Linked DNA regions of Homo sapiens: regions 1, 3 and 4 are each linked to region 2. The links are chromatin loops, found by intact Hi-C in ENCODE. Cell type or tissue: PC-3. All regions are shown on one strand. Region 1 overlaps LOC107985675 (a long non-coding RNA gene). Region 2 overlaps LOC107985675 (a long non-coding RNA gene). Region 3 overlaps LOC107985675 (a long non-coding RNA gene). Region 4 overlaps LOC107985675 (a long non-coding RNA gene).

What was found. Peaks named below come from ENCODE experiments on the same cell type or tissue, not always from the same donor. Only the 100,000 strongest peaks of a DNase experiment are listed, where the experiment ranks them.
Region 1: a loop joins it to region 2, with 10 times the contacts of the local background. A loop is called at or near these places in 3 of 110 quality-filtered maps.
Region 3: it touches region 2 in a loop (21-fold over the local background); 2 of 110 quality-filtered maps call a loop at or near these places.
Region 4: a loop joins it to region 2, with 6 times the contacts of the local background. A loop is called at or near these places in 12 of 110 quality-filtered maps.

Annotation. Positions count from the first base shown.
Region 1 is chrX:8,176,784-8,184,783 of GRCh38, forward strand. All of the region lies in intron 1 of LOC107985675 (a long non-coding RNA gene), which reads left to right. It overlaps LOC107985676 (a long non-coding RNA gene), which reads left to right. Exons shown (of 3, transcript XR_001755791.3): 3 at 4,330-4,455. Among named protein-coding and RNA genes, the nearest start is that of VCX2, 9.5 kb to the left of the region's middle. In PC-3, a CTCF peak has its summit at 3,089; no DNase peak of the experiment used is centred here.
Region 2 is chrX:7,993,176-8,001,175 of GRCh38, forward strand. The region is part of intron 1 of LOC107985675 (a long non-coding RNA gene); the gene reads left to right. Among named protein-coding and RNA genes, the nearest start is that of PNPLA4, 70 kb to the left of the region's middle. In PC-3, a CTCF peak has its summit at 3,441 (motif pointing right); no DNase peak of the experiment used is centred here.
Region 3 is chrX:8,234,641-8,242,640 of GRCh38, forward strand. The region is part of intron 2 of LOC107985675 (a long non-coding RNA gene); the gene reads left to right. Among named protein-coding and RNA genes, the nearest start is that of VCX2, 67 kb to the left of the region's middle. In PC-3, a CTCF peak has its summit at 3,317; no DNase peak of the experiment used is centred here.
Region 4 is chrX:8,360,455-8,368,454 of GRCh38, forward strand. The region is part of intron 2 of LOC107985675 (a long non-coding RNA gene); the gene reads left to right. Among named protein-coding and RNA genes, the nearest start is that of VCX3B, 100 kb to the right of the region's middle. In PC-3, CTCF peaks have their summits at 4,467 (motif pointing right) and 4,668; no DNase peak of the experiment used is centred here.

The DNA of each region.
Region 1 (8,000 bases), 180 kb after region 2:
ATGCATGTGTGTAAAATATATTTGCCAGTCTTCTCCTGGTAGGGTTCCTCATCTTAGAATGGGTTGAAGGATTTGGGGAGGTTTGTGTGCTCCCTCTGGGTTTATTTGGCAGCAGGTGGGACATGCCTGTGAGATGGCCCATAGAGCTTGGGCTATCCCCGTGCTGGTGAACAGTGACTTTATTAGATCTTGGATGGCCTTAGCCCCCAGATGAGTCGATTGGTGCACGCTATTTAGAAACTTCCTTTGTGAGGCTCCTGGGAGCAAGAGTTTGCCATTAGGACTTTTTAGCCAACCCTTTGAGGTATGGGAGAAATCTCTTTCTAGAGCTTTTTGGGCTTCCCCCTGTGTATAGTGTGGAGACAGGGAAGTTACGCTAGGAACGAAGACAGCTTGAAAGGGTGACCTGGCAGCCACTTTTACTTATTTGTCATCCCAGGTGTTCCTGATAGAGATTTCATCATTGCTTCTCTGATGGGCTTTGCAGTGAATGATAGTGACCTGTGGAGGAAGCATAACTGCCTCCAACAGGGCCATGATTTCAGGAACACGTTTAATTGAAGTATTTCAGGCCATTAAAAGTCCTCTTTCCTGCCAAATGGCTGCATGGGCATGCACTGCATGAAAGACATAGGCTGAGTCTGTGTAAATATTAAGCCTCATGCCTGCCCCTAATTGTAAGGCACAGGTAAGAGCAATGAGCTCAGCCTTTTGGGCTAAGGGGCAGAGGTCCAGATTCCGTGATTTCAGTTAGGTTAACAGTAGCATACCCTGACAGTTGGGTTCCACCTATCATAAAGCTACTGCCATCTGTGTACCGTGTGGCCTCTGAATCTATAAGGGGAGTATCCTGGAGGTCTGGTCTAACATTACAGGTTAGATCTATGGTTTCCAAGCAAGAATGTTTAAGTGGTCCCTCCACATTTGGGTTTGGTAACAGCATGCCAGGATTAAGGGTTGGCAGAGCCTAATACTCAATTCTGGTACCTGTAGAAAGAGTGTTGGAAATTTGCTTATATGGCTCTGTGAGATCCAGTGAAAGGCCTTTGAGTTTAGGACATTCATTACTTGATGTGGGGTGTAGACAGTTATTCCTTGGCCCAGAGTTAGCTCGGAGGCCTCCACAGCCAGGAGAGCCACACACACTAGCACTCAGAGGCATGGCAGCCATCCCCATGCCTTTTTTTTGACAAGTAACTAGCTGGCCACTGGGAGGGTCCCAGTGGCTGAGTGAGGACTCCAAGGGCTGTATCCCTTCTCTCAACTATGAACAAGTAAAGATGCTTTGTAAGATCTGGCAAGGCCAGGGCGCGGGCTCGTTTGAGGGTTTTTAGAACACTGTCCATTTCAAGGCTCCAATTTAAGAGCTCCCCCCCGATCCTTGCAGTGCCCCATAAAGAGGTTTTGCTATAAGTCCTAACCGGGTTGCCCAAATGTGACAGAAACCTACCATTCGAAGAAAGGACTACAACTGATGTTTAGTGGATGGAATGTCCACGTTTAGCATAAGATTTTTGCGGTGGTCTGAGAGATCCTTGGGCCCTGGGATGAATGTTAGTCTCAAGAATCAAACCTCCTGAGAGAAGATTTGAGCTTTGGAAGGAGACACTTTATAACCACAAGGAGCCAATGTCCAAAGAGTTGTAATAGTATTTAGGTCTGAGGCATTTTTGGTTGGATTGCAAATAAGCGGTTATCAACATATTGAAGGACTGCTTGAAGCTAGGAGTTTGAGACCAGCCTGGACAACCTAGTGAGACCCCTTCACTACAAAAAAAGTATTATAAGCTGCGGGTGGATGCACACACCTTTGGTCCCAGCTTCTTGGCAGGCTAAGGCAGGAATGTCGCTTGGGCCCAGGAAGTAGAAGCTGCAGTGAGCTATGACCATGCTACTGCACTCCAGCCTGGATGGCAGAGTGAGACCTTGTGTCAAAACAAACAAACAAACAAAAACCTTCAAGCCCTGTGCTAGCCACTTTACGGATATATAAATGTATATGCATAGGGTAGATAATCTTCACAACAAAGGGAGTAGGTAGGAATTTTTTTTATTTCAAATAAAGAATAATCTCATTTCACATAAAGATACTTGAATTTCAGGAGCTGAAAGAACTTGCTGAAAGTTACAAATTAATTATGTGACAAGGTTGGAATCTGAACTTATCTTTCACCACTACTACTGTATAGCTTCCCAGGTTTATAATAGTAATTAAATCGAGGAGGGAAATAAGTAAAATTGGCCAATGAAAGGGAAGCAGCACAGGTATAAATAAACTTACCCGTCATAAAGACCTCCTTCTTATCATGCAATGTCCTGCTTAATATGTAGACATAAATAAGATCCATGTCCATTATTAGCTCAACAAGTAAAATGATTCATTTTATTTTCCTTTGAGGGTTTTTTCAAAAGGAAAAAAAGTGGGCTAGCACAGAATGTGTTCTAATCATGAGTATAGAATCGGAGATTCTTTGTTTTAGTTTTTTTGAGACGGCATCTCGCTCTGTCGCCCAGGCTGGAGTGCAGTGGCGCGATCTCGGCTCACTGCAAGCTCTGCCTCCCAGGTTCACACCATTCTCCTGCCTCAGCTGCCTGAGTACCTGGGACTACAGGCGCCCGCCACCACGCCCGGCTAATATTTTTGTATTTTTAGTAGAGACAGGGTTTCACCATGTTAGCCAGGATGGTCTCAATCTCCTGACCTCGTGGTCCGCCCGCCTCGGCCTCCCAAAGTGCTGGGATTACAGGCATGAGCCATTGCACCCGGCCAGAATAGGAGATTCTTTGTAAATGAGTATATGTGTTTAAGAAATATATTCATATGGTTATGTTGAGGCAGATGCCACATATCCACACAAACCACATTAGCATCTGCAGTTTTCCAATTTCAGAAATAATTTTCATGCCTACATGTAAAAATGCAAAAGCATTCATGAACACATTACCTATTTTAGTAATACATATTTTAATACATAAATGATTTAGTTTATCAATAAATTAATTTATGAGTGTGATAAAGAACAGAGGACACAAGAATTTATGCAGCATTGAAAGTCTTTGGCCACTGGGTGTCATGATTTTCCCCTGTAATGATTAACTCTTCAGCAATAAAAGATCCTGAATTTTTGGGGAGGAACACTTCAGTGTTACACGGATTAGCATTGTCAATAGAAAGTTTTATTAAAATATGCCACAGTTTTTTCTCAGATTATTATGTCATATTTAAACCACATTATTAGTGTAGCTTTTTACCTGAAACTGACCAAGAAATATTAGATGTTCAGATATTTAAATAACAAAGGAATACACAATTCTGTCGGTCATCTTCAAGTTTTATTGTATCCAGGTTAAATCTGAAGAATTTGTACAGTGTATTGATGTGTGTGCCTGCGTACATTTTTGGAAGAACTCTTGGTTATACAGAATTTCCATTGTAGAGAAGTTAGCCCTAGATATAATTATTGTGTCTTAGTGTCCAACTGCTTTTACCCATGCCTTGTGTGTGCATATATGATGGCAGATGTATTCTAAAACTGCACCACTAATCAGAACCAGATACCTATGTTTTTTCTCTATGAATATGCTCCACTCTGCCAAGTTCGATGGAAGTGAGTGGTTGTGGCAATTCAAAACAGTTGTGCCTGTTCTACAACACAAATGCTGCTGAACTTGGAGAAAAGACCTGTGCAGACAGAATGAGAAGACTTAGTTGCTCTAAGAACATCATTGGAAACTTTCTTTTATTTTCTTTTCTTTATATTTATTTTGAAGACTAGTTATTGCCTAAGTTGTAAAGGTGAATCTGATAAAGTGGCTGACTAGTTTAGAGGTCAATATTTAAGCCATGTGATTGAATCTGTAGAGGGCAAGAGTTGGAAAGATGAAAATGGGTTCATGGGACAGTTATATTTTATTTTTGTTGTTTTTGAAACTGAATCTGGAAAATATCCAAGTTATGTTTCAATATATAACACTACATCTTTAAATGACAATTTTGGCATATATTGTTATGGCCATTTAATAAATTGCTTTTTATTAAACTGGTGCAAAAATAATTGTGGTTTTTGCCATTACTTTCAGACCTCAATTACTTTTGCACCAACCTCTTACTAGTCATAAGAACATCCTTGCTTTTAACATAAAGGGATTGGTGAAGTTACCATGATTCTCACTTAAGAATTACTGAGAAAAATGCAGCAGCAGGGGTTAGCAAAAACTATTAGTTAATTGAAGGCCTGTGTTTATTTGAATGAAAGGATTTTTCATTTAAATTATAAAAACAGAGGAAGTGCCCAGTTATATCAAATCCATGTTCAATTTTATTCACAGAGATGGTGACAAAAGAGTAAATGAACAATGTCAGAATCAAAAGATACTCTGCCTGGTAAGAACTTGCAATGGAATTTTTTAAAAATGAGATTAAAACAAATAAAAATATGTTTAAAACTCATTAAATATTTTTTAAGTACTTGCTGTTTTAATGAAACTGAACAACAAAGACCCTGTCCTTAGTGAGCCTGCAAGCTAGTGGGGGACTCCAGTAATAATCAAACTATCACAAAAATATGCCTTTAAAACACATCACATTCTGTGAGACGACCTGCTAGGTGTTGGGGTTCAGAAAAGGTTTCTCTGCTGGATTGATGTTTGGCAATCAGGCCAATGGGAATGGGGCTTGGGGCGAGGATGACGTCAGTTGTCCAGGTAGCACTCTTGAGTGGAAGGTGCATGGATGGTTGAGGGACTGAGAGAATGTTACTGCAGTTAGAACTTAAAGGATGAGGGTGGGGTTCTGGGCATTGCAGGATAGAGACATAACACATGATGCATCAGGAGAGAAAAGGAAGGAAGGGCTATCTTGCACGATTTTTTAAAGATACACTGAGAACCTTGGCCATTCCTTGAGAGCTCACACTGGAGAGCATAAGAGCAGTTAGAAGACTGTCACAGTTACCCAGAGTAGAGACGATGATAGCTTGCGTAACGGTGGTGTTGGTGAAGATGGAGAAAAACAGATAAAATGAGAGATGTGTGTGTGTGTATATATATATAATATGTATATATATAATATGTATATATAATATGTATATATATAATATGTATATATAATATGTATATATAATATGTATATATAATATGTATATATAATATGTATATATATAATATGTATATATAATATGTATATATATAATATGTATATATAATATGTATATATATAATATGTATATATAATATGTATATATATAATATATATAATATGTATATATATAATATGTGTATATATATAATATGTATATATAATATGTGTATATATATAATATGTATATATAATATGTGTATATATATAATATGTATATATATAATATGTGTATATATATATGTATTCTAATACTCAAGTTGGTTCTGTTTCTCTGGAGAACACTGACTAATACAGATGACAATTGAGTTATTGATGTCATGGGTATAATTAAATTGCTTAGGTAGAGTATACAGTGAGAAGACAGGAGGTCAAGGAAGGACCTTTGAGAAATTCCAGCACATAAAAGCTCATATAGCAAAGGTTTAGTATTGGGTTTACTTAGCACTCCTACTCCTCTCCCTTCATTGTAGAACATTACTCCTGCACACACATATCTGCTTGGAAATGGACTTACACGTGTAGTTTTCTTGTCGTCTTCTATTTTCTTCCTGGACTCCACCATTCTGGTAACGTTTGATGGGTTCAGCTGTCCAATATGATCCAAATAGACAATATGATTTTCTTCCTGGAAAGAACAAAATATACAACCTGATACTGAGGACCTCTCAAGTCATTGAAAGGTCTTCTGAATTATTTGAGTTCAGCAAGGGCATTTCATTGAACCTTGAATTGAAATAATTATCTCTCTAATAGGAACAAACTCAGGCTAAATATAGACTATGTACAAACCTAGAATACATGTGGAATCATCAGTTATTGAAAGATAAGGCTGGGTGTGGTGGCTCATGCCTGTAATCCCAGTACTTTGGGAGGCCAAGGTGGGTGGATAACCTGAAGTCAAGAGTTCGAGACCAGCCTGACCAACTTAGTGAAACCCCATCTCTACTAAAAGTATAAAATCAGCCGGGTATGGTTGCACATGCCTATCATCCCAGCTACTTGGGAGGTTGAGGCAGGAGAATCACTTGAACCCAGGAGACAGAGGTTGCAGTGAGCCGAGATCACGCCATTGCACTCCAGCCTGGGCAACAGGAGTGAAATTCCGCAACCCCCTCCCCCCTGACAAAAAAAGAAAAGTCATTACTTTAATGACTGTGGCAGAGTTCACATCTCATTTACCCTCACCAGCAGGGTGGGTGGGTATGAAGGCCAACACCAATTTATAAATATATTATTTTTACTTATCCAATTTCCTGGTTGTGTATTTTTCTCCCAAAATAATTATAGCCTTACTATGCAATTTGTCACATAAAGTTTGTTTTCAAGAAATGTCTTTAGGTAAAATCTTGTATCCATGTGCTAAAAACTATTGTCCCTGCCTAGTGGCCTTTAAAAATTTATTATGTATATTTGAGGTTTACAGAAGAATGTTATGGGATATGTGTATCTCACTCGTGGTCTTGCAAGCAAATATACCAATTATTTTCTTCTTTTGGAATTCTAAGTGTCCAGCCACAATGAAGTCATCCACTGAGGAGTGAAAGACTTTCACTCCACTGAGTTATTGTAAATGTGTTTGGGGCTTCCAACTGAGAAGTAACCTCATCAGATGGTTTCTACAGACTCCTATTCTATATTTCATTGCTACACAATGAATCAAAAGTAAAGATCCCAAGAATGTCTCTCCTTTCTTAGGTCATAACACCACAGGGGCAATTGCACTATTTCAAAAGGCAGACCATTCTAGTGTCTGTTCTCAGGGTTTGTTTCTGTTGAAGCAGAGCTAAGGCATTTTACACCCAGAAATAAATTCTAATGACAAATTAATTCATGTATTTCTTTACAACAGTGTCTCCGTGAATTGAAATAAAAACCCATTGGCACAGTAGGAAGGATGATCTTTATCAGGGAGGGTCACACTAGTGACTGACTATTACTTCTGCTGCATATCCCTTTGAAAACCAGAAGTGCAAAGTTGTTTAGATTACACCTAAATCGATTCTGCAGAGGGTATGTGTAGAGAAATGAGGATCATCTGTGTGACAGGCCGTTTATCACTATACATATACATTTATAAAATGCATGTTTTAGAACTGTCAGCTTTCCTTTTATATCATCATCGTCAAGTATTTTAAAGAATGAAATAAAATTTATTGAAATGCACTTGACAATGATCAAGGCACAGCTTAAAGCCTGGAGAGCTGTAGTTTGCAGTGAGCCTGGAATTTTGAAGTGCTGTACTAAGCAGCCATGCCAATTGACGTGTTTTAGTCCTGTGAGGTTTACCTGTTGTCTTTCCCAAATTTCCCAGAATTTTATCCTGGAAGGCTCTGGCTGATCCTGAATTCATATTTGGGTGTACCTTGAGTCTTTGTTCTGGAACCCAGCTGGGAAGGGCTCAGTCTGCCTAGCCCAGGCAAGGCCTGGAAGCAGACCTCAGGGAGGGCCAAACTACCCCTGGATGGCCAGGAGAACCTGGGCTGTATGGGGCCATGCTGTGAGGGTGTACTGCTTTACTGGGAGAGAGCAGACCAGGACAGACCTTCAGAGTCCAGGCATTCAACCACGTAGAAGGGAATTAGAGAAAAAAAAATAGGGAGACAGTGAAGCATACAGAGCAGACAGCTTCAGTGAAGAACTGTGATGAGAATTACAAGGATTTGCTGAGGAGAGTAAAACAGTAAAAAAAAATAACAAGGAAACAGTGCAAGAGAAAGTGAGGGAGAAGCAGACAGAGAGAGAAGATGCAGCTATGCACACATGCAAAGGCAGAGAAAGAAAAAGATACGCTTGTGTATGTGTGTGTAAGGAGAGAGAGAAATAGAGACAGAGACAAAAAGAAGGGGTTTATGTCAGCCAT
Region 2 (8,000 bases):
TACTGATAAGTACCAGGTGAACAACATGTTTATTAATCCCACTTAAAAAAAAATGTATCCAGCTTTGGCCAGAGGTTTTCCAGTTTGTCTTCCCATCTGATGCTCAAAAACACTGTGTAAGATATCATTATAAAAATAATTATAGTCACACTACAACTGGCAATGGTACACAGAATTGCCTTGCAGAAGGTCATGCAGTTAGTAAATTGTAGAACAAGATTATCACCAAGCCTTCTGACTCCAAATTCGGTGTCTGTTATATATCACCCTGGCTACCAAATTCCAGGACCCATGGAATCTCCCAGAACCTATGGATAGACATTAGGGAGGCTGTAAACACTCGGAAACTATATGTGCACATCCATAATTACATCTTTCTCAGGGAACACACCTTGATATTTCAAATTTCTTAAAAGGTTTTATGACGTTTACAGACCATCAGAGATAAAAAGCATAGGAAATGAAAACTATAAAACTTAAAAGAGGCAGCTTTCCATCTTTTCTGTTAGAATACATGCTTATCACTCCCACAGAATGTACCCTCAGAAAAAATCTCTGTTTTACACTAGTGGCATATTGATTTCTTTATTGATGGCAATAGGGGTAGTGATAATGAAAGGTGATAGAGTTTCTTTAGTTATATGCAAATATAATATATAAGTTGTGTTGCATTTCCAGTAGCCAAATATTAGATAATGATTTGTCCTGATAAAAATCACTAATAAGATTCATTTGTCTCTCTCCAAACACCAGCTTCTCAATATGAAAAGGCATCTCTGAACTACTGTTATTGACTTAGAAATATTGTTCACTGGGGATGGCGTCATCATACTGCAACCAGTAAGAATGGCGTCACTCCTAGAGGAACTGTTCATACAGAGGAATCCTGCACAAAGCACACCCCTGGTATTGGGCAGTGCACAATTGCACAACTTCACACAGTGACCCTGACTCTGTGAGCAAAAATGGAAAACAATATCAGGGCAGGAATCTGAGAGCAGGCGAGCTCAGGAATAAGAAGCTAAACACTGGCTACGTATCAGATAAAGACTGGACAATACACAAGTGTCAAAGGACAAGATAAATGAATGACTGACTAGACAGTTGTCAGGCTGCCTGTGAAGGTAGGATGCTCTCCTTCAGTGTGTGGTCTATACATTCAAAGATTGAATATGGCACCACGTCTCCAGTGAGAAGATTACATGGGTCATGAAGCGAAGAGATAAAAGTAGAAAGGTCCCCACTCACCATTGTTCCCAGTGACCCACTGAGGGACCTTGTGCTTCCTGTCCTTGCAACTCTTAGTTCTGCAGAATTAGAGGTACTACTAGTCCCCCAAAGGCAGCATATATTTGCCAGGGGATAGGAAAGAACCCTGTTAATTTTATAAGCAACAGAGGCTGCTTGGGCACTTCAGGCTCATTGTTTCCAATACGCAAGTAGAAGTGTTGCCATCTTGACCTTCATTATTAGAAGAGATCATGATGCTGTTACACAATGGAGCAGGGAGGAAGAAGGGTGTCACCTCAGGATTTACTGTGACCAAAATGAACAGGGACAACGACCCTGGATTTCAAAGAACATAGTGCCTGAGCTCAGTGACCCCCAGGAGTGAGGACTTCTGTTGCTTCAAGTCACGACCAGCAGAAATGGTAGCCAAGGGTATGGGATCTAGAAGCATTTTGAGAGGAGACAGGAGATGAATGTCTGTTGTGATCCTGAGATGAGATGTTGCACTGGGGCTTCAGGTTTTTCTCTTAACCTGTTTGTACTGAGCTTTCCCCTAGAAGGAGAAGCCTGCTGGGATCCTGAAGAGAAGTGTTCCCCAAACAGAGATGGGTGCCTCGGATGGAGTGTGGCGGACTCATGACATGCCACCCAGATCATCCTTCAAGGATGGTCTAGGCCGGACGCTGTGGCTTACGCCTGTAATCCCAGCACTTTGGGAGGCCCAGGCAGGTGGATCACGAGGTTAGGAGTTTGAGACTAGCCTGACCAACATGGTGAAACCCCGTCTCTTCTAAAAATACAAAAATTAACCAGGCGTGGTGGTGCATGCCTGTAATCCCAGCTACATAGGAGGCTGAGGCAGGAGAATCGCTTGAACCTGGGAGGCAGAGGTTGCAGTTAGCCGAGATCGCACCACTGCACTCCAGCCTGGGTGACAGAGCAAGACTCCGTCACAAAAAAAGATGGTCTTGCTGGCCAGCCGCAGGTATATGGTTAGGCGGCAGATCCTTTCGGGTTCCTTTGGCTGCAGAGAGACACGTGTTTCCCTGGGTGACCCACTTCCAAAGAAGGCATCATGTAGGGATGTAAAGCCCAGTCATTTGAATCCAGCATAGGACAACACTAACAGACATTTGCTCCCTAGCTCCTGTGGTTCAAGGCTGCATTGCAGCTCATCTTTTCCCTGTACCTCATCCTATTTCCATCTCCTCCTTTTCACATGTGTTGATCCATAATAAATACCTTCCTCCAGGATCCATTTCAGTATCTGCAAGAATAAATACCTTGAGTGATTTTCAAAGTTTATATTGTCAATTTTTTAAAAGGCATACACTGTATAATTTTATTTATATGTGGTATCTCGAGTGGGCAAACTCCTAGAAACAGAAAGTGGCACCCTAGGGGGCTACTAGGGTGTGGGGCAGGGGAAATTTGGAATTGTTTAACGGGTACACAGTTTCATTTTTGCAAGATGAAAAAGTTGTAGAAATTGGATTTACAACAATATGAATATGCTAAATACTGAACTGTATACTTTTTTTTTTTGAGACAGAGTCTCGCTAATTTTTTGTATTTTTGGTAGAGGCGGGGTTTCACAGTGTTGGCCAGGATGGTCTCAATTTCCTGACCTTGTGATCTGCCCGCCTCCACCTCCCAAAGGCTGGGATTACAGGCGTGAGCCACCACATCTGGCCTGAACTGTATACTTAAAGATGGTTAAGAGGGTAAAAATGGTATGTTCATTTGTGATAAGATTAAATCAATTTAACAATAAAATAGAAACAAATGAATCAATAAATCGGTCTACATATTCATTGTAGAGTTCCTGAAATAGAAATTATTTATTATTCTTATGAGACCCAAAACCAGGTAAAATGGATTATATATACATATAAGTGTTATATATACATATCATTGTAAGTTTTGTATATACATATAATTGTAAGTTTTGCACTAATGTCACAGTTTCCTTGGAGGAATTTTTAATAATGTGGTTTAGTATTTTCTTAAGAAGAAACTAAAGATTTATTTTTGCACATTACGTGTCACCTGAATAAGTGTTGCAAATGTAATATGATTTCAACATGAAATAGCCTAACAGACTTCTCACCTGCCTATTACCTTAAAAAATAACCAAACTGAACACAAGAAAATTAGATTGCTGAAAACCTTCACTCTGAAGTGAAGAACCTGAGTTGTTCCTGCAGGTGGCACTGTCCGACAATAAAAAAGACCAATCTATGAACTGCCCTGTTAAAAATTCAATACTAGCCTTCTTGACCTAATGTTTAAACATACATTTTCTATAGTATAAAAATGAACTTTTTTGTTTGTGGTAATATCTATTAACAACTGTTCTTGTCCTTTATTCAAATATGGATATTTAACTTTTACTATTGAACATTAGATTGTTATTTTTAGTATTTTTTAAAGGTATTCAGTTAGTGAAATAATATCTTAGATTTCTGGAGTTTATATATTTATCATTATTATTAATTTTCACCAAACCAAAAAATCCTGAATCATCCTGAATGCAGCTAAATTCTTCCTTTCTAGGTAAAGACCCTTGAGTGATACCTGACCACACATACTTGGTCACCCTGTGGGTGTGTCAGAAGCACCCCAGTCCTTCTCTTTGGACAGGCACTGGGGCTTTTCTTGAGTTAGATAAGAGGAAATTCCTTGGCAAATGGTTCACTTTGTAGCACCTCACAGGATTTAGGAGCTTAACTCTATGCCTGATACCTTGGCCCCTGTCCTCTTGGAAGAACCAAGGTGGAAATATTGTTGCCAAATAGACTATTCACTTCAAACAGAAAAATAATGCTTGTTACTTTCTGTCTCCTCTGTTGACATTCGTATTCAAAAATGACTTTTCCTGTTCAATTAAAGTAGGGAGAATGAGTTCTTAAGAGTTGAGAGATTCCATAAACTCAGGGAAAGCCTTCATTTTATTGACTCTTTTCAATTGTTTCTCAATGTCTTAATTCACTGGATCCATGCAAGGGTGTGTAATGTGCACTTTCAACAAAAAGCAGCCTGAGAAGCAGGCATCTAATGGCCTGGTGCTAGTGCTCTGTTGCCTTTTTACAACTGTGTCAACACAAGGCTTCCTCTATGCCCTCCAGCCTTCATTCTGAGCACCCAAGCCTTTGTGCTGGGTGGCTTCTTCTTTCCTGACTCCAGCCTTCATTCTGAGCACCCAAGCCTTTGTGCTGGGTAGCTTGTTCTTTCCTCACTCAACATACATCACAAAAATACTTCATGTGTCGAGGCCACTTTTAAAGTGTTTAACTTACCCTCCCAATCCTCTTCTGCAATTTATTTCAAGATACAGACTCGATGAATTTAATGTATAGCATGCCTCCTGAACCTCATTTAAAACTCAGTCTTTTAAGGGTACTTGTGACTTGGTTTGACTCTTCTGAGCATTAGAATCTTGCCCCCCATTATTGAGAAGGTTCATCTTTTCAGGTACCTCTCTCTATAATAATTTAAAGAGCATTCTATAAAATCTAGCTTTACAAATACAACAAAATGTTGAGGATAATGAAGCCCACACTCTATAATAAAACTCAATAGCTTGCCAAATGAATATTCAGACACTTGTATCAATATTTTCTAGATATGCAACAGATTCTATAAGGTATACAACAACTTGAAATAAGACTCCAGGTTCCACTTACTGTTGAGATGGAGACAAATCCTGCCAAGCAACAAAAGTTTGTGCTTGCACTGCTTCCTGTTTGGTTGTGAATTAATATTGGTTGGGAGCAAACATTGGAGCACCTATTTGCACTGCATGAAGACCTCGTAGGGAAACACCTTTAAAATTCCTCTAGAAATACTAGCTCTACTTTAATCAATTTATGCTTTTTCAATTTGCATTCAGTGCCCTCTGGCTTATAAAGGCAAATACTCAACAGCCACGCCTGTCATTTTCTAAATCATTTCCATGTAGAGGCTTTGGAAGGGATCAACCCACCCTCATTTATAACATGCAAGAAGGAAGTGTACCTCATATACCTTCTTGACTATATCTTTATGGACCCACAAAAAGGCCTTCATTGACCCAGAAATGGAAAAAAAAAATCAAACTAATAGCCATATGTGAGTGCTTCATTTCAGACTCTAATAATGTGAACTTCTAGAACCATGTAGCATGAAGTGGGAAGTGGGGCATGGGTTAAGGATTAGAAAGGAAATAGAGTCTCAGAAATAAAGCACTGTTATAGTCTGAATGTTTATGTCTTCTAAAATTTCTGTGTTGAAATCCTTATTCCCAGTATGATGGTTTCAAGAGGTGAGGCCTTTGAGGGTTGATTAGGTATAAGGGTGGGGCCCTCATGAATGGGATTAGTGCCCTCATATAAGAGATCCCAGAGAGTTCCCTTGCCCCTTCCACCATGTGAGGACACAGCAAGAAGGTGCTGTCAATGAACCAGGAAGTAGGTACTCACCAAACACTGAATCTGCCAAGTCTCGATCTTGGACTTCCAGCCTCCAGAACTGTGAGCAATAAATGTCTTTTGTTTACAAGCCACCCAGGCTACAGTATTTTCTTATAGCAGACCTACTGACTAAAATAGGACCTTCCATAATTTTTTTTTTCCAGGACAGCAGATGGAAAAAAAAAAGCCTATCAAAGAAATCCAAAAGATTAGAGATTATGTAATAGTCTGTGAAGACACTTCTGAAAGCATGGTCTGCATATGGCTGAGGTGCAGTGAGCTAAGTTTTTAACATGACTCTGACTGCCCTCTCTAGATTGCATTGACCCTGGGCCACCTGGAACCAGGGGACTTCTTCCGCTACCCTCTAGCAGGGAGCTGCATGCAAACTCAGCTGCCCATGACAGGAGGGCCTGTAACAACCCCTTGGGTTCCAGAGTCTCTAGGTGCCCAGCAGCTATAAATGGCTGCTGACCAGTTCCAGGTGACCAGACAGCCAAGAAGTTTGTGTGTCATTTCACTGATAAGGTTGCCCACATGCTTGTCCTATACACAAAGGAGAGCAATCAGGTGGCCGGGTGTCCAGCCTAGACCCTCATGGTGTGTCCAGCCATGCTGTCCTCTGCACACCTCTCTGAAGGATGAGGATGGACAGAAACAGTGGTTTCTCTTCTCTCATTGACCTTGGCTTTTGAATGTACCCCAGTCTCCAATGAAAGCTATCCCTTCACCCATGCTGTGTCATTGTTGGATTTCTTGTAAATGCTGATGCAGCAGAGAGACTGACCATGCAGTCACTCATCCTGCCCCAGTTACCTAAGTTAGAAGCAACCAGAGCTCTTCTAAAAGCACAAATTTCTAATGCTCAGGCACAACCTATTGAATCAGGATGAGCCTGAATTTTTAAACAGGTTCTCAGGTGAGTTCTACCACAAAATGACTTTGAAAACTAGTGATCCAAGACATTGTTTCTCAAACCATTAGATGACCTTTGAAAGGCTTGTGAAACAGATTGCTGGGGCCCAGACTCAGAGTTTCTGATTCCGTTGATCTGGGGTGGAGTTCTGTAATTTGCATTTTATCCAAGCTTTGGGGTGATGCTTTTACTGCTGATCCTGGGAACTAAATTTAGATAACCACTAGCCTAAGTCTTAGACTCTAAGAGAAAAACAGTGCTAATGTAGTCACAGTAACCTTTGAGGAAGCTAAGAATTTTTTCTGGTGTCTACATTCCTAACATAAGAGAAGAAAAAAATGAAAATACATATTCTGAAGCAACATACTTCTGGCTTCCTTACCAATATATCTGGAAAATGGGGGAAAAGAGACAAAGATAGAATGGCACAGTAAACATTTTTTTGGGAGAATGTGACAATATGATACCATGATCACTACAACTGAAAGTTTTGTACATGTGGCATAAACCAAGAACAAAGCAGTATTTAGTAGATTTCCAAATATTTCATACATCGGGAATGTGTAAGTGCTATAAAACTGCAATATAAAGGCACAAGTTATTTAACAGAGTACACTACATTTCCCCTCTTCAATAAAGATCTAAATACAAATGTAAATGTCAGAGTTATGTAATCCATGTACATAATTCCTTTTCCATTTATTCACTCATATTTAATGAACCTTGAGATGCATAACTTTTAAAAACATGGATAATGATACAAAAATTAGCCAGGCATGGTGGCAGACACCTGTAAACCCAGCTACTCAGGAAGCTGAGGCAGGATAATCTCTTGAACCTGGGAGGCAGAGGTTGCAGTGAGCCGAGATTGTACCATTGCACTCCCAGCCTGGGTGACAGAGCAAGACTCCATCTCCAAAAAAAAAAAAAAAAACCACAAACAAGCCACACCTGGATAATGACATAGGAAGAGTTATTTAATAGCCACTTACCATGTCTGTTCCTACTTGTATTTAAGTTCAGTGACATTCAGTGGTAAGATATTTGCTCAGTAAATGAACAAATGATTAACAGTGTACATTATGTAGTTTACAAAAATTGAAGGAATAAGGGGGAAGAAAAGGAGTACCCATCTCTCTTTTCTTCAAATGGTTTTATTGTGATAGAGTGTGTATGCCACTTAATTCACTCATTTAAATTGCACAATTCTGTAGTTTTTGGTATTGTGTTAGTCTGTTTTCACACTGCTATAAAGAAATATCCAAGACTGGGTAATTTATAAAGGAAAGAGGTTTAATTGACTCACAGTTCTGCATGACTGGGAAGCCCTTAGGAAACTTACAATTATGGCAGAAGATGAAGGGGAACTGAGTACCTTCTTCACATGGCAGCAGGAGAGAAAA
Region 3 (8,000 bases), 240 kb after region 2:
CCTGTCCTTTGAAACTTTGAAGCCACACATTGACTTCTCTGTAGCTGCAAAAGTCCTAGGTGCATCTTCTTCCAATAGAAGGCTGTTTCTCCTACACTGAAAATCTTTTGTTTAGTGTAGCCACCTTCATGAGTGATTTTAGCTAGGTCTTCTGGCTAATGTGCTGCAGCTTCTCATCAGCACCTGCTGCTGCACTTTGCACGTTTATGTTGTAGAGACAGCTTCTTTTTTTAAACCTCATGAACCCACATATTCTAGCTTCAAACTTTTCTTCTGCAGTTTCCTCACCTCTCTCAGCCTTCATGGAATTGGAGAAAATTAGAACTTTGCCCTGGACTAGGCTTGGTTTAAGGGAATGTTGTATGGGTTTGATCTTCTATCCTTACCTCTTGAACTATTTTCATTTCAGCAATAAGGCTGTTTCACTTTCTTATCATTCATGTGTTCACTGGAGTCACACTTTTAAATTCCTTCAATAACTTTTTATTTGCATTAACAACTTGGATAACTGTGTTTCTCAAGAGGCCTAGCTTTTGGCCTATCTTGGCTTTCAATGTGCCTTAGTCACTAAGCTTAATCATGTCTAGCTTTTTTTTTAAAGTGAGAAACATGAGACTCTTCTTTTTCACTTGAACACTCAGAGGCCATTACAGGGTTATTAACTGGCCTGGCTTCAACATTGTTGTGTCTCAGGGAATAGGGAAGACTGAGGAGAAAGAGAGATAGGGTAACAGCTGGTAGGTGGATCAGTCAGAACACACACAACATTTATTGATTAAGTTTGCCATCATATATGAACATGGTTCATGGTGCCCCAAAACAATTATAATAGTAACATAAAAGATCATTTATCACAGATCACCATAGTAGATAGAATAATAATGAAAAAGTTTGAAATATTGCAGGAATTACCTAAATATGACACAGAGACACAAAGTGAGCCCATGCTGTTGGAAAAATGGTACCTATAGACTTGCTGGATGCAGGGTTGCCACAATCCTTCAATATAGATAAAAGGCAGTGTCTGTGAAGCACAGTAAAGCAAAGCATAATAAGGTGAGGTACACTTATACACGGTGATGATTAAAGTACATTAACATGCAGAAAAAGAGGGCAAGAAGCAAGTTATCAATTGAACAAAACAATAGATGTATAAAACACATCATTACAGAAACCTGGCAACTTGGTGGTACTAGTCCTTGTTTATGGACACACCCTTCATAATCAGCTCTATGTATGCATCCACACATTCATTTATTCAGCCATTCATTAATTCATGCATATATTTTTATTAGTTTTCCATTCCTGCTATAACAAATAACCATATACTTAGTGGCTTAAATCAACACAAATGTATTATCTTATTGTTCTACTGTTCTGAAGTTTGGAATGAATCTCACTGGGCTAAATGCAGTTGTCAAAGCTGCATTCCTTCTGAAGGTTCTAAAGGAAAGTCTCTTTCCGTCCCTTTTTCAGCTTCTAGATGACAACTGCATTCCTTTGTTCCTGGCCCCTTCCTCTACCTTCAAAATGCACCACTGCAAACTAAGCTTCCTTCCTTATGTCACTTTTTCCCCCTAAACCTCCTCTCTCTCTCATAGGGACCCATGGGATGATAGTTCCACCTCAAAATCCTTGACTTAAGACACCTTCAAAGTCCCTTTTGCCATGTAAGCTAATATAGTCACAATGTTGGGGGGATTCGAACAAGGACATATTTAGAGGGGGATTGTTTTGTCTATTGCAGTATTCTAAAGGTACTTATTAAGCTTTACTGATTAACTTTTGAACTCAAAATAATATATGTTTACATTTGAAAAATTTTTTGATTGTCCACTAAGGTGAATTTTAGCACCCTTATGATTTTGCCAGATCTTATCTCACCTTCAACCTCTTCACCATATATATATTTATATTGAATGTGTTCATTACATTAACATATTTAATAGAATTATAGTATTATATATTTTATATATATAATTATATTGTATACATTATATGCTTATATATTATAATTAATATATAATATAAAATATTAATTATATATATTAATTACATGTGATTATGATATAATATAATATATAATATTATACATGATATATATTGTAATATATATTGCTTCATAGATAGTATAACAATATTTGTCATATTTTATATATGATATATATTGTGTATATTATATATGTCATATATTATATACATTATATGATTATATAATATACAGTATATAATTTGTATATTATATATTATAGAACAATATAATATACAATATATAATCATATATAACATGATAAATATATATTATATGATATATAATTATGTTACATTATAGTATATATTATGCATTTCATTATATATAATTATGATATATAACATAATATATCAGATGTAATATAATGTATGATAAATATTATATGCTTCCTTCCTCACATCACTTTTTCCCTTTGATCTTTTCTCCCTTGAATATATGATAAATATTATCTATCATATTTCATAATTATATATAATGAATATATATGTAAATATTATATATAATCTGTCACACATATAAATAATATAATCCATATTAATATAATATATAATAATCCTATATAATATATTCATGATATCAATTATTATATAATCATACCATAGCTATGCATTACAATAATTATATATAAACATATGTAATCATATATGTTATGTATTTTATTATATAACATATAGTCAGTTTTAATATATAATATACAATTGTGTAATAGATAATATACAATATATAATATATGATTGTAACAGATAATATATCTATTATCTATTATATAGATATGTATTATATAATTATGTATCATATATATTGCATTGTTTATGAAACTTAAATTTGTTTCTGGAAATATCATTAAATCTTTTTCTATGACTTGATTCTGAAATGTGGAAAAGCAGAAGGAAAAGAGCACCGTTCCTCAGAGCATGGCCTGACTTAGCTGGGACCCCGGCCCCTTGCCCTGCTGAGTGCCTCCCACCATCATGTATTTCATTCATCCTAAAAATGTCGTATTTACTGATGTGAAAAAAACAATTAGAACATTTTATTGACTCTAAAGTTGTGGGTTTTTTCTTCTGATTTTAAATAAATCCACGCATTTTCACGGGCCCCTGAGCGTCCTGCAGGCTTCAAACACTGTGCCGACCATCAGCTCTGCCATTCATACCACCATAGCTACAGAGACCTACAAAGCTTCATGCTTCAGAGTACATCCTCCATGGTTCTAATGCAGCATGCCCAGAAAGAGAGCCTTATCAGAGTTAAAGTCCCCCTGGTGGCTTTCTAGTCTCCTTCAGTTATCATGCCACTGTTTAGGTCACTTCGTATTTCCCAAATGTTGGATTAAAGGTATCCTTTATTTTGGGACAACAAAACTTGTCCGCTTACCAGTTTTCTCTAGATTGTTGTATGGCTTTTAGGGAGAAAAGCCCTCTGTTTTTGTCTCTTTGTTTTATTTTGTTTTCTTTGCAGGCATGAACAAGGCAGGTAGAGAAGCTAAACTGGAAATCTAATAATCACCCAGCTCCTTTCACCCACCCACTGTCCTTCTTTCTCTCGTGGTGTTAGTCTGAGTGATGACTGGATAATGGACACACATCCTGGAAGGTGGTTTGCATTGTTCAGTTTCTTACATTAATATCCCTTCCAGAAACTTATTAAAATCTGTTGTTGAGAGTTGACCTTCTACATTTCCTTACCATGACAGTTCCTTTCTATTTATTTAATTTTTTAAATGGGCATCTGGAAGGGAGGAAAGGTTTATTTTTTTAATCTACAATATTAAACCAGACAATAAATAATTGTTTAAAGAATTAAAATAATTATTTAATTTGAATAATTGTAAATCATTTAACTTAAATGTGTTGTGATTCCATCAGCATATTTGCATATATGTAACAGAGTTTGGTGATTCAAATCTAAGATGCAGAGAACACAATTTGCACAATAACCCCATATTTCACTGAATTTTGTTTATTCTTCTGTAAAATGAAGAGATTGGATAAATGATTAGTAATGTTTCTTCTATTATAGTATTTGGTATCCTCCCACTCTACTATATTATAATACAAGGAAACAGTTTAAACATTCAATAAAATACATGTCATTTTTATAATTTTATTCACAAATAATAAAGTATAATTAGCCCATTCCTATGAAATTTTTCCATTTTTACATACCATTTTTACTAGTTACTTATATTATGACTTTATTTTGTTGAAAATAAGTTTAAAAATAAAAGATATAAAATGCTTCTGAAAGGACAGAGTAAATATTTTTATAGACATTAAGAAAAATATTTTGATTTTATGAATGTGAAACCACATCTCAAACAACTACTTTTTCAAGTTTTATTTTATTTATTTATTTATTTATTTATTTATTTATTTATTTATTTATTATTTTCTTTTTGAGACGGGTCTCGCTCTGTTGCCCAGGCTGAAGTACAGTGACACAATCTCGGCTCACTGCAACCTGCACCTCCCGGGTTCAAGCGATTCTCCTGCCTCGACCTCTCAAGTAGCTGGGATTACAGGCACGTGCCACCACGCCCGACTAGTTTTTGTATTTTTAGTGGAGATGGGGTTTCACCACCTTGGCCAGACTGATCTCGAACTCCTGACCTCAGGTGATCCGCCTGCCTCGGCCTCCCAAAGTGCTGGGATTACTGGTGTGAGCCACCAATGCCTGGCCTCAACAGTTTTATTTTAAATGCCAATTGTTTTTACTGTCTTCTGTAATTATCTACACGGAAGGTTAGATCCTGCCTAATAAATTCAAGACCATGGAATTATATAATATCTCTTTTTAAGCAGAAGCAAAGAAAGCCCTTTCCAAACAAAGATTCTTACAGTTTGGAGTTTGAATTCACTCTATGTTCATCAACTTTGTTTCACATCTGACCCCTACTGTTTGCCTAAACTGGATTGGAAATTAAAGAGCAAAGGATGCCTGTGGCAATGAACAACACATTTTTGGAAGTTTGAGAATAACAGCAGAGAAAATGTCAGCCAGTCATTTTGACTTAGAGGTCATTAAATTAGTCTTAGGATTGCTAAAAGAAATAGGCTTAATATGTAAAATAAGAAGAAAGACTTAATTATGAAATATGTGCAACATAAAAATAAGATACAGTTAACCCTTGAACAACATGAGAATTAGAGGTACCAACTCTCCACATAGTCAAAAATCTGCATGTAACTTTTGACTCCCCAAAGAATTAACTACTAATAGCCTGTTGTTAACTTGAAGCCTTATGAATACCATAGTCAATGTTTTGTATGTTATATGTATTATATACTTATTTTTTCAATAAAATAAGGTAGAGAAAAAATATCATTAAGAAAATTATAAGGAAGAGAACATGTATTTACTATTCATTCAGTGGAAGTGGATCATCAGAAAGGTCTTCATCCTCATCATCTTCCTGTTGAGGCTGAGGAGGAGGAGGAAGAGCAGGGCTTGGTCTTGCTGTCTCAGGGGTAGCAGAGGCAGAAGAAAATCCATGTATGAGTGGACCTGTGAAGTTCAAACTTGTGTTGTTCAAGGGTGGACTGTATTTTATATTTTGTGTCTTCCCACTAACAGGAAGTATCCATATTTAGTATTTGATATTTCTATACCACATGGGTCCAATCTTCCTTTATTCTTTTCTCCTTTCTTCTAAAAATGAGCAAATGAACAAACAACAACCATAACAACAACAACTCAGATCATCTTGTGCGTTTTTTTGTTATCTAGCATGTTTTTACTTAAATGTACATGGTTTATGTATTTTGAGGAACATATGTATCATTAGCTATTCTTTACTGCTTGAACAAATTCATCATTTTTGGAAATCCACAAAGCATAAAACATTGAAACAAGTGCTTTAAGGAATACAATGATGAATATAAATCAGATGTAATCTTGTAGAAGCTCATAAGGGCTACAAAAGATGTGTTTTACTAGCTCAATCAGGAGACACAGACTTCCAAGGGCCATATCCTTGCACCATTGAAATTTAAAGTAGAAAAAGACACTCATACCGTGCAAGAGGGCCTCAGATGGTCGGTAACATCTAACTAAGCTGTGAAGATTGACTCACATCTTGGCATGTATACCAGAAACATACCCGTGCAGAGGCACAGGTGAGAACATGCTGTAAAAAGGGCAAATGCAATCAGTTTGACGGAAAAAACAGTGTGTGATGTCAAGAGAAGGGAAGTAACGCTAGAGGGAGAGACTGGAGAAAGCCTTAGAGAACTTGAATTCCAACAGGAAGGTTTTTACTTCATGAAGTAGATACTGGTGAGTCATTTGTAGCTTTTGGTTAGCAGAATAACATGGTCTCAGCTGTGTTTTTGGGGGATGAATCTAGCCGTACAGTGGAAGAAAGAGCTCAAAGAATATGTGGAAGGGTGGGGAGGTTGGAGATCAGGAGAAGGAGATGAGGACTCTTAAACAGAAGTTCAAATGAAAGTCACTAGGCTGAAAATAGGAGAGGGGTGGATTTCAAAAGTATTTAGCGGGCAGAAGCAGTTTGACTTGCTACCCTGAGAGAAAGTATAGTGAATCAGTCCCTAAATGGACATTTATAGCCCCAAATAATCTCAAAATAGCAGATCCTAAGTTGTCGTAGAAGGCATCAGTATTACTTTTCTATTTCTGTGTAACAAATTAGCATACACGTGAAGACTTAAAACACTTCTGTAGGACAGAAATCCAGTAAGACATTGCTGAATTCTCTGCTTAAGGTCTCATGTGGCCAAAGTCAGGATGACAGACAACCAGGCTCTTTTCAGGACTCTGGAGAAGAATCTGTGGTTGGAAGATTTTAGTTTCTTGCAATTGTAGGGTGGAGGTCTTTGTTTTATTGCTGTTTGACCAGGGGCCAGTCTCAGATCTCTCATTTGTCCTTGCTTACCACCTCTCTATCTCCAAAGCCATCAAGGATGCATGGACTCCTTCTCCTGCTTCTAATATTTCTGACTTCCCCTTCTCTTATCAGCCAGAGAAAACATCGTGTTTTTAAAGGTCTCGTGCAACAGGTTTAGACCCACTAGGATAATCTTCCTTTTTACTAACTCAAAATCAAATGAATGGTAACCTTATTTACATCTTCAGATTAACCCTTTTGCCCTGGAAAGTGTATTAGTCAGGGTTCTTTAGAGGGGCAGAACTAATAGGATAGATGTATATATAAAGGGGAATTTATTAAGGAGTATTGACTCACAGATCACAAGGTGAGGCCCCTCAGTAGGCCGTCTGCAAGCTGAGGATCAAGGAAGCCAGTCCGGGTCCCAAAGCTGAAGAACTTGGAGTCTGATGTTCAAGGGCAGGAAGCATCCCACACAGGAGAAAGATGTAGGCCAGAAGACTAAACCAGTCTAGTATTTCCACGTTCTTCTGCCTGCTTTTATTCTGGCCGTGCTGGCAGCTGATTAGTTGGTGCCCACCCAGATTGAGGGTGGATCTGCCTTTCCCAGTCCACCGACTCAAATGTTAATCTCCTTTCGCAACATCCTCACAGACACACCCAGGAACAATACTTTGCATCCTTCAGTCCAATCAAGTTGACACTCAATATTCACCATCACAGGAGGAAATAAGTACGGTGTGAAATCTTATATTCATATTTCCGAACATCAGGGCAAGGAATTGTGGGGTTGGACTTTCCAGATTCTGCTTATCACAGCATCTCTTAAGGAATTACTCTAATTCAGGAGTAACCTAACATTTCTGACACTTCCTCCTTCACATCATCTACTCAGTTGGTAGTTGGTTGCCTTTTACATTTTAATTCAAGAAACAAAGGCAAAGAAAATGCACAGGTGAGGAGATAAATAAAAGGGATGCGGTGACGGCAAATCAGTGTCTTAAAATAATTCTGTCTTTGAAAAATGTGGGATAAGCACATATGCTGTGAGGTGGTGCAGAGTGGAGATTGTTTGGGGCTTGGAAGATATTCAAATATGAAGGAATCTGTCAGCACTCAAGT
Region 4 (8,000 bases), 370 kb after region 2:
GCCAACTTGAATTTCTACAGACAGCAGTAGCACCTTGAATTAATGGAATAATTGAAAATGGACACACTACTATGTGACAAGAAAATAATTTTAAATGGAATGTATAATGTATATTCGTCCACGAAAGCATTACTCAGACTTTTGTATTAAATTTGAAATGCTTACTATAACCTTAAAACGGTTTCTGTTTTTAAGACAGAATACAAATTCGTTTTTTTTCCTGATGTTTGAGTTAAATAATCTTTTTAGGGAGTATTAAATGAATATTATTAGATTTGATAGATCTAACAAAATTATTTGAGTAAAATTTTCAGTCCTGTACAAGGGCAAATCAAGTAAAATAATTCCGTCCTCAAAATAGTTTGTACTACAAGTTTTACTATAATTGAACCATTTAAAAAAAATATGTACTCATATGGGCAAGAACAAAGAAGGGACATTTTAAAAAAATTAAAGAAGGAAGATGCTAAGGTTGAAACATTTGGGGTGTTATTTTTTCCTGAGAAGGCTTATGTGGATGTATAACAGCATTTGTGCACATTCTAAAATAAATTGTGTTTCTAAAATGAATGACGCACAACATCTTTTAGCAGCCTGCACAGAGCATTTGAGACTGAAAAGGAAGGTGTTTACACAGACATAGGGAGGAGAAAGACTGTTTTCCTCCACTGTCTTACCATATCACGTGAATCCTTACCCAGAACTTTCTCCAGAAACAGAGTAAATTCATCCAAAGATGTCTGCAGCAAGGAATAGCACACCAACATCAACCGTGTGGGAGAATTGAGGGTCTTCTAATCCAAAGGAAATAGGAGGTCTTACTCGTATACAAGTGATTGTTATTTGAGCTTTAAATTGGTAGCTGAAATGTTCTTCATCTCTTAAATATATTCTAAGTTCCCAAATTCTTCTTCCTAAAGCAACTTTTGTCTAAAAGAGATTTAAAAAAATCATCTTTCTATTTCAGCAACAGGACTAGATTCTCATACTGCTAGTAACTCAACCAAAACTTTCCCAAGCAGAGCCAAAATAGCTCCCATAAAATTTCTAAAGATAAGAATCAGCCCCAGATGGTCCAGACTGAAATGTTAAATATGATGCTAATACTATGGTCAAATGAAATGACATATTTGCATTTTTCTGAATCTATCTAAAATTAGTCTTTTAAAGAGGTCCATCTGCTTCAAAATATCTTTTCCACGGTCCGTCTTGTACATGATGTTTCCACCCCAAGTCAAGCAACTGGGTAAAGAAGTTGTATCTTTAGAAGGCCTGTGTTAAATAACAAATATATATGTGGAGTAGATGTCACAGTAACCAAAAAGGGCCCAGCACTACATCCACATGAAGTGTTTACTGGATGGGCAAGAGGCACTGAGAGAGCAGCGTTTGCATAGTCTATTTAGGTAGACTTGGAAAGAAAAGAAAAGGGAAAGACCTCTCCACTTTTCATGAGTCCTGATTTTCTGGTGCTAAAATAACAGGTAAGTTATATGTCTGCTTCCTTCTCAGTCTACTCTGGGTTTGTTCTTAATCGATAATGAGCATCCCTCTGTTTTTCTAAAGCCTAGTCAGGCCAGCAGGGTATTTGTCTTTTACTTGAGTCATAAGCTTTGCACCCTGTGTATCTGAGTTTCCAGGTATCTTCTCATATCATCTTCTTTGCATCAGGACAATCTTTCTACAAGTCTTTCTCAAATCTCAGTTTTTCTTACTCTATGTCTGAATTTTAGCCCTCTGAACAAAGATTCCATGCTCACATTCCAAGGTTGCTAATCTAATTGCCCAAGACATAGACAAAACCCTCCCTATTCTTCTTCAGCTTAGAAATGGAAGGATGACTATGGATCCAAGTCTCTTTATTTTCTCCCTTCTCTTGGCGAATTTCAAAGAATAAGATGTTTTGCTGGCTGCAGAGGCAGAGGAGAGAGTGGAAATAAAATGAGTCTACTGTGCTCCAAGAGGTGACCTCTGGACATGAGTTCTGACCCAGGACAGACCTGGTGACTTCAGCAACATCCTTCTTTCCCAGGCACAATGCACAGCAGATGGCCTTCTAAATGAAGTGCCATGCTAGTAATTCTCCTCTCACCTTGGTTCATAATAGGGAAATGGATTTTTGACCCATTAACATCTTACCCCCATTCATTTTGTGCTCTTTATTCACAAAATCAGCATCCCATGTCTGCAGTGATTAAAAGACCAAACAGAAGTACTTCACATGGTTACGGGCAGCCTAGCCAGCCTTAATAAGCTACTCCTGCAAAATGGAAATGAAGAAATCTATTATGGGAATTAGAAACACATCACATTCAATTTTGTGTGGCAAAACAGAGGTTTAATATTGATAAATATAAGAATCCAATAATATATAGCAGGTGTGATGCATGGTCTATCTGTCCCTGTCCTCTTTATCTGCATATCAGGTCACACTGCTGCAAAATTTAGACTGCACACACCAGAACATGTGCATCTGATTGGATTTGGGTTTGTTGCAGGATGGAATTGGACCAAACAGTCACTCCTGTGGGTCAGTTTTTATTAATTACAGCGAACCTCCCTTCTCCTAGTCTAACATGGCCCTTTGCAGTTGTCAGTCAATGTAAAGCCTTTCTTCTGCCTGTAAATAGGATATGTTGGAAAGATTAAGCTCACACCTAAGTGAAAAAGGATGGATAAAAGGCAGGAGACTGGCCTTTTACTGTTGTCACTCCACGTGCCAACCCTTTTACTTCAGGAACACTCTCAAAACGAGTTACAGATTTAGATTTCTCCTATTTTCAGTGTGTACTATTAAGCTAGGGAGAAAAGATCCAGAATAGGAAAGATGACTTAATGGAAATTAATATGTTGAGTCCGGAGATTTGTACCATATAAATATCTAACTATTAAAAAGAGGTAACAGCAAAAAAAAAAAAAAAAAAAAAAAAAGAACAGAAATAAAATTAGAATTTAGTCACATTGCAAGCAAATAAATGTAGAGTCATCATGACTTCTAAAACTATTATAATTATCCAAGTCTAGCTGACACAAAATTCTGAACACTAACTAAATGATTTTTCTCGATGCTACCAACTCCTCTCTTCTTTGGGTTAAGAGCAACACAACATGGTCAATTCAAACACAGTGGCGTCTCATAAAAAGTTTTTTTTTTTTTCAAAAGGCTCAGCATCACTAATCATCAGAGAAGTGCAAATTAAAACTACAATGAAATACCATCTTACACCAGTCAGAATGGCTATTATTAAAAAGTAAAGAAACAGCAGATGTTGGTGTGGGTGCAGAGAAAAGGGAACACTTATACACTAGTGGTGGGAATGTAAATTAATACAACCTGTATGGAAAATAGTATGGAGATTTCTCAAAGAGCTAACAATAAAACTACCATTTGACCCAGCAATCCCACTACTGGGTATCTACCCAAAATAAATCATTATATAAAAAGACATCTGCACTCATATGTTTATTGCAGCACTATTCACAATAGCAAAGTCACAGAATCAACCTACCTGCCCTTTAACAGATGATTGGATAAAGAAAATGTAGTACACAGACACCATGGAATACTGCTCAGCCATAAAAATGAATGGAATTATATATTTTGCAGCAACAGGGATGGAATTGGAGGCCATTTTCCCAAGTGAAATGACTCAAAAAAGTCAAATGCTGCACGTTCTCACAAGTGGGAGCTAAATAATGGTGCACACGGACATACAAAATGAAATAATAGACGTTGGAGACTCCAAAGGGAGGGTAGGAAAAGGGTTAAAGGATGAAATTCTACCTATTTGGTACAATGTACACTATTTGGATGATGGTTACAGTAAAAGCCCAGACTTTACCACCACACAATATATCAATGTAACAAAATTGCACTTGTACCCTCAAATCTGCAAAACTAAAAATAAATATTTAAAAATAAAAACTTTTACATAGTGAATTCGTCCAGTAGCTTTATCAAGATGTAATTTATATACCATCAAATTTACCCCTTTGAAGAGTACATTTCAATGTTTTTTCAGTGTATGTACAGAGTTGTGCAACCTTCACCGTAATCTACTTTTGAAGTGTTTTCATCACGCCAAAAAGAAACCCTGCACCCTTTATTACTCACACCATATTCTTTCCCCTCCAGCCCCTGGCAAACACTCGTCTCCTCTCTGCCTTCATGCATTTGCTTATTCTGGACATTTTGCATAAATCGGATCCTACAGGATGTGGTTTTATGTGACCGGCTTCTTTTGCTCAGGATCATGCTTTGGTTTCATCCATGTTGTAGGAGGTGCCAATACTTTTTTCCTTTTTTATAAATTGCTGGATAGAATTTTTCTGTTATCAATGTGTTGATAACACATTGATATCAGCTCCCCATGCACCCCTTAATATATTTTCAGATAAACAAGGGGATCCATTGAAGCTCTGCTCCTTTAACGTGAGCACCACGTTAAGCTTCCCCAGCAGAGGGTGCTGGAGAGATAGTGCAAAAGAAAGGCTGCAATTTTCGGCTCAGGGGGCGAGATCGGAAGTGCGGTTATGACATCTGGTGGCACCTCTTCCAGCCATAGGCCCAGGTTGCAGCCTTTCAGCAACTCTGACACCTAAGCCTGGCAATATTATTTCCCCAGCTTTCTCAGCTGAGAAACCAGAGTTCCCTTCCGAGTCTGACACATCAAGCTGTTGTCCTTCTTCAAACTTCCCACATGGCTGTGTCCCTTTGAACCTTCTGTCCACTCCAATGCACAGACTCCCTAACACAGTGGTTGCCGATCACCTGCCCTCTCACCTGCACTCTAGAATGTGGCCCACAGTCTGCCCAGCAACTCAAGACCAACTCTGGCCTGGCCAAATCTCCAAACATCTCCACTCTTTTTTTTTGTTTGTTTGAGACGGAGTCTCGCTCTGTCGCCCAGGCTGGAGTGCAGTGGCGCAGTCTCCACTCCACCTCCCGGGTTCATCCCATTCTCCTGCCTCAGCCTCCCGAGTAGCTGGGACTACAGGCGTCCGCCACCATGCCCTGCTAATTTTTTGTATTTTTCAGTAGAGGTGGGGTTTCACTGTGTTAGCCAGGATGGTCTCGCTCTCCTGACCTCGTGATCCGCCCGCCTCGGCCTCCCAAAGTGCTGGGATTACAGGCGTGAGCCACCACGCCCGGCGAGTCTATGCATGCATGTCTTATAGTTACTCTTTTATAACTCTTCATAATTCTTCACATTAAACTCTCCCTATTTAATCCCACTGCATGGTTTGTCTTTTGCCTGGACTCAAACTTCCACAGTATTTCATTGTATAGGTATACCACATATTGTTCATCCATGCGTCAACTGATGGTCATTTGGGTTGTTTCCATTTGTTTGGCTCTTAGCAATAATGCTGCTATGAACATTTATGTGCAAGTCATATGTTTTATTTCTCCAGGGTAGCTACGTAGGAGTTGAATTGCTGGAGCACTTGGTACATTTGTCTTTAACTTTGTAAGAAACTGCCAAACTATTTTCCAAAGTGGCTGCACCATTTGTCCTTCCCATTAGCAATGTGTGAAGGTTCCAATTTGTCTACATCCACATCAACACTTATTATGTTCTATCTTTTATGATTATAGCCATTCTAGTATATTTTATACTACAAATTCAAGTTATTGAAGCCAAAAATGAAGGTTGAGTTAAAAAAAAAAAAATCAGAATTGTGTCCAGTACTCAAGAAGAAATAGGAAAGTGATGTCTATTATTTTGTTCTTGTTCTTATCAAAAGTTAAGGGACCAGTTCTTTCTGGGCTGCAATCATGGTAACATGTTCTTTCTTGGATGCTGTGACAGCAGGGTAAATGAAAGGAAACTCACAGTTTTTGGAACAAAAGCCATAGAACATTTCATTTCAAGAAAAAGTTAATACAAACTTCAGTAAAATAATGTGAAGAAAATGTTAAGCCAAAAAGACAATTTGATTTTGGAACTTTTTATGTGTAGGTAATTTTCTCTTTATTTTTTTTCTGGTAGAAACTTTAAAACTAACTCAACAGTTGGTCCAAAAACAACATTTAACCATTATTTTCTAGGCTACACATTTGGGCCCAGTACAACTCCAAGAAATGGAGAAATGCTCTGTTTCCGTTTGGAATTCAGGGAATCTTTCTGGCTGTGGTACAGATTTCCTGTGTTTTGCTCCAGGATGGTTGAAATTTGGGCAGCTCAATCAGGTTCAAATTATGTTAGAATAGCATTTGCATTCTAGTTACAAAGCAAGGCTTTGAATTCCCACCCACACTTTCTTGGCTTGAATCACCATCCTCATCAGTCTAAAGAAAGTGAAATCTTTTAAACAAGACAGGATGAAAGAAAAGTTGGGCTGAAAAAGAAAAACTTAGAAACTTTCGTGATTAAGTTAGCTCTTCCTAAAGTGTTCAGATCACAAGCCACCTCCTAGCACCTCATTTGAGATTCCACTGAGTAAAGTACATACCTTCAAGGTGATTAGAATGAGTTAGCAAACATCACGGATTAAAAAAAAAACACTTTGGAAGCTGTTTGTTAAATCTTGCAGAATTTTTAGCTGGTTTAAGTATCAGACACCAAGTCCAGATATGAAGACATATGAGGTTTTGTGGTGGTGGAAACTACTCAATCCACTGATATCTCCGGTTCCATGAAGAGCCACGTTAGTCTGTGATATTAAAGTATGATGTCAATTCTTTGAGCCTTTTGGGCTTCAATATGTATATTTAACAATACAGGGGCTTCAGCATAGGGTACACTACTTTATGAATGTATGGGACTTTGGTTTTATGACACATAAAAAAGACAGTGCATATATAACTGGTTAGTCCAGTATATGTACATTTTAAATAATTATGATTCTAACAGTATGGTCTCCGATGTTTGAATATATTGTTTAAGCAAAAATAGTCCTTGGAAAGGTTGCAACGTGATAGAGGAAGAGACACAGGAACCCTATTTTGGAGACAAATTTCCATTCAGGGAAGAACTTTTATAGATACTCACTGAAGAGTATCTAAAAGCATCATGCTTGCACCTATTTATCTGGTTTTTTTTCCCCAGATCTCCATTGCCAAATGATGTCATCAACCCATCTTTGTATAAACAGAAAATGAAAGAGACCTATAATTTCTATATTTTGTCTTTTGATTCCAACAGCATTATTATTTTAGGAGAGAGGTCTAGATCAACAGCTCTAAAATGACACCAACAGAACAGCAGTGAAGAAGGCATTCTCGGAGGCTGCACATTTCTGGAAGACAGCATGAAGATATGCCTCAAGTGCAAACAAATATTTGGTTTGGACTTAGCAATTCTATTTCAGAGAATTTGGCCCTACACAATAAAAAAAAAAAGCCAAGATTTAAATGCAGATATTACCTACATAAAAATTTGTAACTAAAAAAAGTAAGCCAAGCAAAATATCTAACATCATAGAACTCATTAACTAAATTATAGAAATGACTTTATTGTGTATAGAAAAATTATTCAATTCTACAAAATTTAAAGTACTTGGGGGAAAAGGCATTGAAATGACATACCCAAAGTTCACCTCAAATGTAACCAGTCTAGAGGACATGATTGCAGACTTTTGATATATGGATACCAGGATATGCAGATAGACAGAGATTCAGATAGAAATGTTTTAAGGACCATGTGTTTAAAGTAAGAACCAGTAAATGTATTTTTCTTAAATTTTGCTTTAGAAAAAAAACCAGAAGTGATACCAAAGGGATTGCTGATCTTCAAATATTTGAGGCTGGGGTGTCTAGGAATACAGTAGGACATGAATCCTTAAAAAGTGAGATAGGGTCAACTGCATAAGTAATGTGTTGCAAATTCACTTTACATATATAGCATTTTAACTATGCTATTTGGTAAAAACCAAGAGTAGCTGATAAAATGCAGTCTGTTCCTGGATTAAAATAGAAACTCTGTTGTCTTTCTATCTGCACTTCTGACACTTTTGATGTTCTCATTTGTTATGCTCTCAAGCCATCTCAACCTAAC